Linked DNA regions of Homo sapiens: region 2 is linked to region 1. Evidence: chromatin contacts called from ENCODE Hi-C or POLR2A ChIA-PET data. All regions are on one chromosome and are shown on one strand. The core of a region is the stretch at or near the end of the contact, and the rest is flanking DNA. Distances in the headings are between cores, read along the strand shown. Region 1 overlaps CMTM8 (CKLF like MARVEL transmembrane domain containing 8). Region 2 holds the start of DYNC1LI1 (dynein cytoplasmic 1 light intermediate chain 1).

Evidence for each region. A loop is a pair of places that touch in the nucleus more often than their neighbours do. ChIA-PET counts read pairs that join two places held with the same protein, here RNA polymerase II (POLR2A). Pooled maps may share reads with other maps.
Region 2: a pooled map shows a loop between it and region 1 (7-fold over the local background). The contact joins the promoter of DYNC1LI1 here to the enhancer-like site in region 1. A Hi-C loop is called at or near these places in 2 of 168 maps with a recorded cell type or tissue (breast epithelium and naive thymus-derived CD4-positive, alpha-beta T cell) and 11 of 50 pooled maps. POLR2A ChIA-PET finds 5 or more read pairs at or near these places in 2 of 52 experiments (activated T-cell and endothelial cell of umbilical vein).

Annotation. Positions count from the first base shown.
Region 1 is chr3:32,295,297-32,301,127 of GRCh38, forward strand. All of the region lies in intron 1 of CMTM8 (CKLF like MARVEL transmembrane domain containing 8), which reads left to right. Among named protein-coding and RNA genes, the nearest start is that of CMTM8, 60 kb to the left of the region's middle. Within about 2 kb of position 1,580, at least 2 of the 41 ENCODE cell types and tissues checked have a DNase peak (open chromatin) inside an H3K27ac peak, as active enhancers do.
Region 2 is chr3:32,567,144-32,572,940 of GRCh38, forward strand. It overlaps DYNC1LI1 (dynein cytoplasmic 1 light intermediate chain 1), which reads right to left and starts at 3,715. Exons shown (of 13, transcript NM_016141.4): 1 at 3,482-3,715; 2 at 3,203-3,276. The coding sequence starts at 3,627. RefSeq lists an enhancer at 2,923-3,708 and silencers at 2,983-3,472, 3,653-3,912.

The DNA.
Region 1 (5,831 bases), core at 330-2,829:
AATACAAAAATTAGCTGGGCATAATGTCGTGCACCTGTAGTCTCAGCTACTCGGGAGGCTGAGACAGGAGAATTGTTTGAATCCAGGAGGCGGAGGTTGCAGTAAGCCAAGATTGCAACACTGTGTTCCAGCCTGGGCAATAAAGCGAGACTCCATCTCAAAAAAAAAAAAAAAAAAAAAAACAAAACAAAACAGCGGAAAGAGAAAATCCCTGTCTTTGTGGAGCTTGCATTCAATTAGGGTGATAGACACCCAATGAATAGAAGTAAATGATTCAGTAGTAAGCATAGATCCAACTATTGTATATCATTTTGTTAAGTTGAGGAACTGTAAGTTCCTTGGGGGCAGGAAGGATGACTGCCCTTCATGGAACCTCTTCAGAGCCTAGTATGATGGAGGAAACCCATACCCACATCTATTAATGTCTCCCCTCTGCTTAAACCCCTAGCAGCTCCTCATGGCCTCCGGGCTATGGTTCAGACTCCTTTCCTGGACTGCAAGGCCCTGTGTGATCCGGGGCCTGCCTTTCTATCTGGCTTTGTTTGTTGCCTGGATATCTATCCACCCTACGTTCCAGCTCCACTGGACCTCCAGTTCCTAAAATGTTCCATGCTGTCTCATCTCTGCTTTATTCTACCTGTTATTCCACTTGCCTGTAATGGTTTCCATGCCCACCTCACCTGGCTAATATCTATATATCCTTTAAATCCTTTTGTTCTGTCTTGGATGTCACTGTCTTCAGGAAACCATCCTTGATTTTCCCACCTCTCAGTCTGTGTTGTGTGCCCCTCCAGCTCTGTGCTCAGTAACAATCAGGACTTCTTTGCTTCAGCCTTTTATTTTTTATTTTTTTTTAAATAAAGATGAGGTCTCACTATGTTGCCCAGGCTGGTCTTGAATTCCTGAGCTCAAGTGATCCTCCCACCTCGGCCTCCCAAAGTGCTGGGATTACAGGCATGAGCTACCACACCTGACCCAGACTTCTACAGCATTATAGGGTAATTGCTGGTTTACTTGTCTGAATCTCCCTAATTGTTCAGCCCCCTCCGGAGTAGGCTTGTCTCTCCCATCTGGTGGTATGTATCTGCAATGAGTACCTGGCACAATGAGTTATGGCTAGACAGATGGATAGTTGAAGCGTAGAATAGGAAGTGGATACATGTTCTGACTTGGCTCTCCTCACTGGGGCCAGCCCAGTCGGAACCTGTTTTCCTTTGTAGGAATCTTGTTTCCCTTTGCCACTCCCTTGAGGCAAGCAACAGGTCCTGCTTCTGGTCCATCACAGGTCTGATGACCCTGGAATGATCACTTACCATTCTGGGGCATTTATTAAATGACCCACTGGGGCTGCAGGATTGCTTAAGTGCAAGAGCTCTGTTGATGTATTCCACAGGAATGGCACCCCTTAGGGTTGTGTAATGTGCCCATGTTGCATTAGATGTTCCATCCAGATCTGAGGTTCCATGGGTGGGGGCCTCCTGCCTCTCTCACCCAGGTTTTCCTCGGGAAGAGCAGTGCCTAATTAAAACCACAAAGGGAAAAACCAGGGCGGCAGACTGTGTGTTATTGTGGCTGATGATGCTTGACATGGCCAGTAGAGGGCAGCAGAGCCGTCCACCATGACCTCCACATTTTCGTTATTGTAAATAAGGGATCCTGAGGATGCCTTCTCCACTCCCTCCCCGTGTGTTTGCTCTCATAGGATGGTTGTTTTTCTGGAAGGTTTGTGGTCTAGCCATTGAACAGAGAGAAAAACATCCCCTTAGGATGTGTTGATGCAAAAAGATGATTTTAGAAAAATTGCCCTCTGGGTTCAAAGAAAGATTACATCATTTCCTCACCTTGAATGTACACAGTCTAGGGATATCTAAACTTTATTTTTTTAATTTATTTATTTTTGAGATGGAGTTTCACTCTTGTTGCCCAGGCTGGAGTGCAGTGGTACAATCTCGGCTCACTGCAACCTCCACCTCCTGGGTTCAAGTGATTCTCCTGCCTCAGCCTCCCAAGTAGCTGGGATTACAGGCGCCCGCCACTGCACCCAGCTAATTTTTGCATTTTTTAGTAGAGGTGGGGTTTCACCATGTTAGCCAGGTTGGTCTCCAACTCCTGACCTCAGGTGATCCACCCACCTATGCCTCCCGAAGTGTTGGGATTACAGGCGTGAGCCACCGTGCCTGGCCTGTACCTAAACTTTTGATGAGGCTATTCTTATCTGTGAACCAACATTTGTGACTAAAGCTCACCTTGGGGAATACAGTGGTAACCTTGCACAGAGAATGCTGTGGCTAGCAGCAGCCCCGTCTGGGGTGGCGCAGACACTCCAGGCTGCTTTGTCTGTCTGAAATCCCAGCAGTGTCATCACAGCATCTTGTGCAAAACATTGATGGTGAAAGATAACAATTTCTTCTATTGCTCACCAGCCTCATTTGGAAAGTTAATTACCAGCTTGTGGAAGTTAAGGAAAGACAAGTTCTTAAACTCAGGGGGATTTGGCATTTTAAAATACAGGTCTGTGGGTGGGAAAATAAGGTTTGTGTGTGGGAAGGATTTGGGAAAATGGACTGAGTGTTAATTTAAGGACTTGAAGTGTTTATGAGGGAACCCTGGATAAGAATAACATTTTAAAAATTGGAGATGATGAGAAACTCAAGCACCAAGGTAAAGAAGTCTGGCTTGTGTTCTTCAACTGGTTTCATGGTCATCAGCAGCAGCCATTGCTCAGAACTCCAACAAAAGCTCTCTAATCTCTTAACTAAAAACTTTTTTTTTTTTTTTGGTTGGGGGTGGGGGGCAGTGGCTGGAGTCTCGTTCTGTCGCTGAGGCTGGAGTGCAGTGGCACAATCTGGGCTCACTGCAACCTCTGCCTCCCAGGTTCAAGCAATTCTATCTCAGCCTCCCCAGTAGCTGGGACTACAGGCTCCCACCACCATGCCCAGCTAATTTTTGCATTTTTGGTAGAGACAGGTTTTGCCATGTTGGCCAGGCTGGTCTCAAACTCCTGATCTCAAGCAATCCACCCGCATTGGCCTCCCTAAGTGCTGGGATTACAGGCGTGAGCCATCACGTCCAGCCCCTAATTAAAAACTCTATATAAATATTTGAGGATCTAAAATACAGAGATACTATAAACATACCCCCCTTTTTTTTTTTTTTTTTTTACTTTCTGAAATCTTTCATTCTCTTTAAAAAATTTCAGAATGAGCACTCTTGGTCTCTTTCCAGGGCGATCCTTGCTAGATATTTTTCTTATATCCAGCTTCTGCTAATTAAATTGAAACAATCCTGACTTCATATTTCACTTGCTCTCCTATCATTCGGCTCCTTATCAGATTGCTGCTTTTTAAAAAAAATTTTGAGACAGGGTTTCACTCTGTCACCCAGGCTGGAGTGCAGTGGTGCGATCTCAGCTCACTGCAGCCTTCTCCTGAGCTCCAGCAATCCTCCCACCTCAGCTTCCCAAGCAGCTGGGACTAGGGGCATGCGCCACCACACCCAGCTAATATATATATATATATACACGTGTGTATGTGTATATATATGTGTGTGTGTATATACACACACACATATATATACACACACATACATATATATACACACATACACACACACACACATACACACACACATATATATATATATATGTATATATATATATATTTTTTTTTTTTTAGAGACAGGGGTCCAGGCTATGTTGCCCAAGCCGCTCTTGGACTTCTGGGCTCAAATGATCCTCCCACCTCAGCCTCCCAAACAGTTGGGATTATAGACACGAAACACTGTGCCCCGCTCAGATTGCTGCTTCAAATCCCTCTTGGGATCACACCTCAAAGAGTCCTGACGTATTTTCATAGAAAACAGCCCATGGGCCTAGAGCCTGTATTATCATACAGTGTAAGGTGAGAAAATTTCAAGGCACGATTTCCAAATGTTAATTTTTCTTCCTTCTACTCCTTCCTTTTGGAGAAGAATTTAAAAGGGACCATTGGTTTGAATCAATGAAAATATTGGCTTAGGTTACTCTGTATTTTGTAAACTTGTTGAAGTACTTGGTTTAACCATTGAAATGCCAAGATTCTATTTAGCTCAACTGTCTCTACACCAGAGATCAACTTTCCTTTTATAGGAGTCATTGATTCAAGAGGAAAATATAATCTGGTATTAGGTCATTTTTAAGAAAAATAATTTTTTAATTTTTGTGGCTACATAGTAGGTGCTTATGTACCTGGGGTACATGAGATGTTTTGATGCAGGCATGCAGTGCGTAATAATCACATCTTGGAAAATGAGGTATCTATTCCCTCATGCATTTATCCTTTGAGTTACAAATGATTCAGTTATACTCTTCTTTATTTTTAAATTTATAATTAAATTATCATTGACGGTAGTCTTCAAGAAAAATGTACTTGAAACTTAGAAAAAAGTTCAGGAAGATGACTGAGTGCCCTTTTAATATCCTACTAGAACATTGTCTGACAAACCCAGCAAAGATCATCTAATAATCTAGGGGAAAATGTAGCAATGTTTTTCTGCAGACTGCCAGATAGTAAATATTTTGGGCTTTGTAGGCCAAAATATGTACTGTCTGTAGCTACTTAACTCTGCCATCATAGTGTGAAAGCAGCCACGGGTAATACATAACTGAATGGATACAGCCACTGTAGGTGCTGAAAAGGGATGATGCCTTTCTTCTCCATCATAAAAATCATGGCCAGCACCTCTATAACAAAAAGGTTAACAGACAAAAGCATAACACATTTCTTTGATCATACTTTTGCGTGACACAGCAGTCTTCAGATCGAAGACCCAAAGATACAGGGGAAGCTATCCATTTTTATGCTTCAGTTTGATGATGAATGGATAGCTGTGTGGAACTGTGGTTGGACCAAAAGGGTGTGATCTAATGCTAATAGGCTGAGCGGGGGAACCCAGCAAGGGCTGTCTGTTCAGATTCTTCTTGGACTCTCTGCAGCATAATTTCCTTCCAGGTATGGGGCAGGACCCTTTCTGGAATGGGGGTCTTATGAACTACAACCAAACAAGGTCAGTCAGATTATTTCTTTGTGGCCAATTCTTACACAGAAAAGTAGGGGAAATTTTTAGATTTTATGGCTGGCTTTGGGGAAAAGGGTTTTGGTTTCCATGATCTCCATTGGGGAAGAGGGATTCTAATATCTGTGCTTGCCTTTTTGGGGGAAAGGGGGAATGAGGCTGAGAGGCAAGCAGGACAAGGTCAGAGAAAAACTGCTTCTGAGCCCTTACTTTAGGGTATTGTCTTCTGAGCCCTAACACTGTTCCAATAAAACTTTATTTAGAGACACTGAAATTTGGATTTCATAGCATTTTCATATTTCATTTTATGTTATAAAATATTCTTTTAGGCTGGGCACGGTGGTTCACGCCTGTAATCCCAGCACTTTGGGAGGCTGAGGTGGGTGGATCACCTGAGGTCGGGAGTTCAAGACCAGCCTGACCAACATGGAGAAACCCCATCTCTACTAAAAATACAAAAAATTAGCTGGGCGTGGTGGCACATGCCTGTAATCCCATTTACTTGGGAGGCTGAGGCAGGAGAATTGCTTGAACCTGGGAGGCGGAGGTTGTGGTGAGCCGAGATTTTGCCATTGCATTCTAGCCTGGGCAACAAGAGTGAAACTCCATCTCAAAAAAAAAAAAAAATCTTTTAATTTTTTTCAACCATTTAAAAATATAAAAATCATCCTTCACTTGCAGGTCTTATAAAAACAAATGGCTGAGATTAATAAATTGCAAATGATTTTTGTCCAGTTAAGATGGGAAGGATTTCTTATGGCAGAAAAGGAGCATCAGGG
Region 2 (5,797 bases), core at 2,465-4,964, 270 kb after region 1:
TTGCAGGAACTTCTATCAAGTTAGAAATCCATGCCAGAGTCACAGAACAGGGCCCTTATGTTGTGTGACCTTGGAAAATCCACTTAACAGGTCTCTACAATTCATTACCCCATCTATAAATTGGTGCCCTGATCAGGGAGGAGAGAGGAGGTGAAATGAGATTTGTATGAAAATCCTTTGACAATGGCTCTTACACATACACACGTTACTACACATACATGACCCTTTACTCCCATCAGGTTGTAGGAGGAGAGAGAATGTGGCAAGCTAAACTGCAATTTGTGTGTGTTGTGAGGGGAGTACTTAGGGCTATATCATTGTTCCTATTCTAGGTTGTTTCTGAAATGTAAAGCCTTGTCATAGGCTCAGATTTGGTTTTTTATTTTATTTATTATTATTATTATTATTATTTTGAGACAGGGTCTCACTCTGTTGCCCAGGCTGGAGTGCAATGGCGTAATCTCAGCTCACTGCAACTTCTGCCTCCAGGGCTCAAGTTGTCCCTCCACCTTAGCCTCCTGAGTAGCTGAGACTACAGGCATGCACCATCATACCCGGCCTTTTTTTTTTTTTTTTTTGAGACAGAGTCTCGCTCTGTCACCCAGGCTGGAGTGCAGTGGCACGATCTTGGCTCACTGCAACCTCCGCCTCCCGGGCTCAAGCAATTCTCCTGCCTCAGCCTCCCGAGTAACTGGGATTACAGGTGTGTGCCACCATGCCCAGCTAATTTTTGTATTTGTAGTAGAGATGGGGTTTCACCATATTGACCAGGCTGGTCTCTAACTCCTAACTTCAGGTGATCCGCTCACCTAGGCCTCCTAAAGTCTGGGATTACAGGCAGGAGCTGCCGTGCCAGGCCAATTTTTTTATTTTTTGTAGACATGGGGTTTCACCATACTACCCAGGCTGGTCTCCAACTCCTGAGCTCAAACGATCCACCCCTCGGCCTCCCAAAATGCTGGGATTACAGGCGTGGGCCACTGTGCCTGGCCTTAGATTTGTTTTTTTAAATAAGAGACTCCAGAGACCACTTGCATTCATGAAAGATGTATTAGGGTCAAGCATCCTCCTGCCTAGCACCTTCAAACTCATAACAAAGAAAACCACAATCCCTATTTGGTATTTCTTTCCTCCACCAGCACAGAGTGAATGCTGCCATATGTGACGGTGAAATGTCTGTAAGAAATCTTCAGGGGTATTTTAGAAAGTTAACTCTATTTTTGTAACCAGTATACAAATCAGTTATTAGCTCCTTCCAAAGCTGAAAAGGACTCTCTGATGAAAATCCCAATAGTACTGAAAGAAAAATATTAAATTTCAAGCTCATATTACCTGATATTAGATGCACTTTATGAACTATTAAGTTCATAAAAAAGGAAATTTAATCTATTCTTGTATGGTGGAGTGAAGGAGGCTGGGACCTCTAAGAACACTCAGTCCCATGCACAGACCCAGTGTCAAAGGGGTGTTAAAAAAAAAATGGCACAACCTCAGTGCAAATTAGGTATACCAAAAAATGAACAAAACTGCCACTTTTGTTTTACCATAAACAGAATCATCTACACAATATCTAATGTGCAGAAATAACTGGACAAAATGTATAAAATAAGAACAAAACTACTGAATCTTACCTTTACCATGACAGTGTTTCCAAATATTTAATTAAAATAGAATCAATTTCAATGAGGTCATATGAGCTTAAATCCATTTTACCTTAGAAATGAGTAGTAATTTGTTTAAATTAGTAAACTAAAAATATATTATACAATTTTTTTTTGCTTTTGGATCCTAATTTATTTTTGCCCTATGAATATCACTTATGTAGGCACTAATTCAATTTTTTAAAAAGTTCTGATCACAAATATTTTCTAATGCAGTTTAAGATAAATCCATGACAAAGTATCACTTGCAAATATTACCACGATACAAACATTAACTCATTTGATTCCCGCCACAACCCTAGAGGCAAGTATTATTATTTCTATAACAACCATTTTAAAGATGAAGAAACTGAGGTTTATAGATGTCAAGCAACTTGCTTAAGATCCTAGGGCTTATATGTGATAGGGCAGTGACTCAATCCAGGCTAATCTTCAGTAGGTGCTTTCAACCACATTAAAAACAAGGGTAAAAACTAATTTTTCAACTAGCTCCATGTAGCTTTAAAGAATATCAATAATCATATATTCTTGCTTGGCAGCAGTCTATTAAAAAAGTAATTTTTTCTATGTAAACATTCATATTTAACCACGCAGCCTATCAAGTAGTATTTGACTTCTTGTTTCCTGTTTTTAGATGGATATAACCAAAACAACAACAACAACAACAAAAAACTCTGGTATTGAGCCGACACCAAATACCAAAGTTTTTAAATTTAATCATCGTATAAGCCAAACTTCAGTTATCTCGCATGTAAAGAGCTATATAGAGAAATTTCTCCTATAAATGATTCAGGAGCTAAGCCTAGAAAAATGCGAATCTGCGAACTATTCTCCCTCAGTCCTCTATCCCCACCCCCAGAGTCACTAAAGAAACAGAATACACAACTTCCAGAGAGCCGAGGAGATACAGAACAATCAGGAGAACTGACACTGGACCGTTTCTCCTTATTACATCCATTTGGCTGAAAAGACTTAACTAGAAAGTTGTGTTCTACTGCCCTTTACAAATTTCAGAATTATATGTGACAGTTAAGGTAGCTGCAACACGAGCACATTGTACCAGAGAACGCTGAATCAAGAACATTTATCGCCAGGTCTTAGTTCTAGCTTCTGTCAATTATACAAAGAGTCAGCTATTAAATATTAATGGCATGCCATTTGCGCTGCAGCTCTCGCAAAGAGCCTCCTGCTACCAATTTTTGTGATGAAAGAAAACCTGTCATTTTCTAGATAAACCCCAGGCCACGAGAATCCCTCAGATGAGCGATCGAATTCTGTCCTTCCCAGGGGAAGCTGTCAGGGCCACCCCCATATACCGGGGAGGAGGAGGAGGAACCTGAGGGAGGGCGGGTCCCCGCAGGTCCTGGGTCAAGGGTCTCGTGTTCCCCTTCTCTCCCAGCCATCCGCGACAGGTCGGGAGGCGAGGCGGGGCGGGGCTGGGCCGGCTGTCCGCACAAAGAGAGCCAGCGAGCTAGCCCGCGGACCAGGTACCCCGGGCCGCTGGGGGCCGGGCGGGGCGGGGCGAGGCAGGGAACACTTACCCAGCAGTAGCACGTTCTTCCCCGCAGGGAGCTTGGAGCGCGAGCGGGTGGAGACCTCGCTGAGGATGCAGGACCTAACGGGAAGCAAGGCGTACGGTGAGGCCGGAGGCCGGAGCCGCAGCGCGGGAGGGACGGACCCGGCCTCGGCGCGCCGGGGATGGGGCTGCCGGGAACGCAGTGGCCGGGCCCGGCGCCGAGCTCCAGCGGGCACGGGATCCCGAGGCGTCCGCGCAAGGCCGGGGGAGCCAGCGGGGGCTGAGGGAGAGGTGGAGTCGTTACCAAAGGTTCTGCCCGTCCTCGTCGTCGCCTGCCGCGGCGCCACCGTTGCCCGACGCTATCTCGTTGCCCAAGGGGCCGCCAGTGTAAGTCGAGGATAATCCCGGCGGAGAAGAACCGAAGGAGCCGACTCGCCCCACGGCCGCCATCTTGGTCGGGAATCACACCACTCCCGGCAAGACTAAATGTGCGAGGCGGCTGAGGCGGTGGCGGTGGAGGCGGCGGGAACCCGGATATGGGGCGTTCAGCGCACGGGAGCGGGGCGGGGCCTGCGGGGGCGGGGCCCCGGGCCGGGCCAGGACTGATGGAGCGAGCGAGAACGGACTGCGCGTGCGTGGCTGCCTGGCCGGCGCTGAGGGGCTGAGCGTACGCGGGCGGCGGGGTGGGCCGCTATGCTGCAACTGAAGCCCAGTGATCTGACAGTATGGAAGTGCTTTCCTTCCGCTCATCCGCGGCCCTGGGCTGCGGCAGGGGGGTTGGGTGTGTCAGGTGAAAAGTGCTCCCTCCCACCCTTCAGACAGGTCCCCAAACCCTGCGGCCTGCGCGGAATTCCTGCATTGTCATTGCCGGCCCACCCACTGTTCAGGCTGAGAGCGGTCCCCCGCCCAAACCGGCGCTTCGCCGGCGCCAAGATAGAAATGGGTCGCCCGGCTGGTAAAGAGGCTGCCCTGCAACCCTGGGCTGGAGTATTGCTGTGGTCCTGGATTTCTGGACTTTATTTGCGTTCTCAAGTGGCGAAGTGTTCCTCAACCTGGACCCACATCAGAAGCAGGTTCTCCGAGCCCCTAAGCAGCGGCGTGACAAAGTAATTGTTTACCCTGGAAATAGACTGTTATTTTTTAAAAATTATTGTCAGGGCTTGCTTTAATGTTCTTAATGTTTTTGTATGAGATCCTCCATGTGAGATTTGAAAAGATCCACTATGCGGGTCATCTAACCGGTCACTAGACATTGATTCCACACTTACTACGTCGAGCACAGTTGACACTGGGAATACATGGATGGACTTATACTAGCCCTAAAATAACTCCTTTTCTATTAGAACTTTACTAGGTAAAGGTATTTGAATGTCTGAACTCCATGTTTAGAAGGAGTCATTGGTTTTAAGGCTCTGTCCTAGTACACCTGTAAGAGCATTTGCTTAAAATTGCCTGGCCTTTGTATGTTATCTCTGTCACTTCATATTTGAAAATCACTTGCTAGAATATGGCCTGATCAATGCTGTTATGCTAGTGAGAAAATCCACAACTAAAGACTATTTGCTATATATTAGCATTACGGTTAGAAGTCTGGAAGCCTTTGGAGGCTGGCAAATCTGAGTTCAGGTCTAGCTCTTCGAGTTTACTGGCTGTGTAACCTTAGGCAATTTACTTAACCTCCGTGAGTCTCAGTTTCCTTATCTGTCAAATGAGGATAAAAGAACTTAGAGTTGTTATTGAGATTAAACGGGATGATTCATGTAAAATGGCTTAGAATAACGACTGGCAAATCTTAAGCGCTTACCACATGTTAATTGTTATCAATGACTTTCTTTACCTTTCACACCATTAATATCTGACCAACCTCTAGAAGTGATGGGCCTAAAGAACTCTTGGAGCTAAAATTCTTTGTCACCTGTAATGCCAGCGCTTTGGGAGGCCAAGGCAGGCAGATTGCTTAAGCCCAGGAGTTCTTGACCAGCCTGGGCAACATGGCGAAACCCCGGCTCTACAAAAAATTAGCCAAGCGTGGTGGTGTGTGCCTATAGTCCCAGCTATTTAGGAGGCTGAGGTGGGAGGATCACCTGAGTCCAGGAGGTCGAGGCTGCAGTGAACTGTGATCATGCCACTGCAATCCAGCCTGGATGACAGAGCAAGACCCTGTCACTAAATAAATAAATAAATAAATAAAATAAAACTTTTGATTTTGTTGTTTATATACTTAAGAAAGGAACCAGAACCCTCCCCAGTAGTCCTACACTTTCTGTGGCACAAAGCAGGATGGAGACCCCCAGGAGAAGCTGAGTCTTTATGTTACTGTTCTAAAGGAGAGCTGTATACTGCTCTTGGCCCCTCTGAAAGCCATTTTACTCTGTACTTTATTCTTTCAGTCATCTTCCTCAGAGCATTTTCCCCTCAATTTTGTTGTCAGTTCCATATCATATTTGCTTAGTCTGAGAAGTGTTTACTTTTATAATAGTGTCAGGCTTCAACACCTCATGACTTCCAGATGCTCAACTACCCACCTAAATTGAGGTCAAAGTTGTATTCCTTGTGGTTTTATAATATCCCTATCCAGCATTCTTCCATTAAGGTGGCTGACAAAAGTGGTCATTTATGA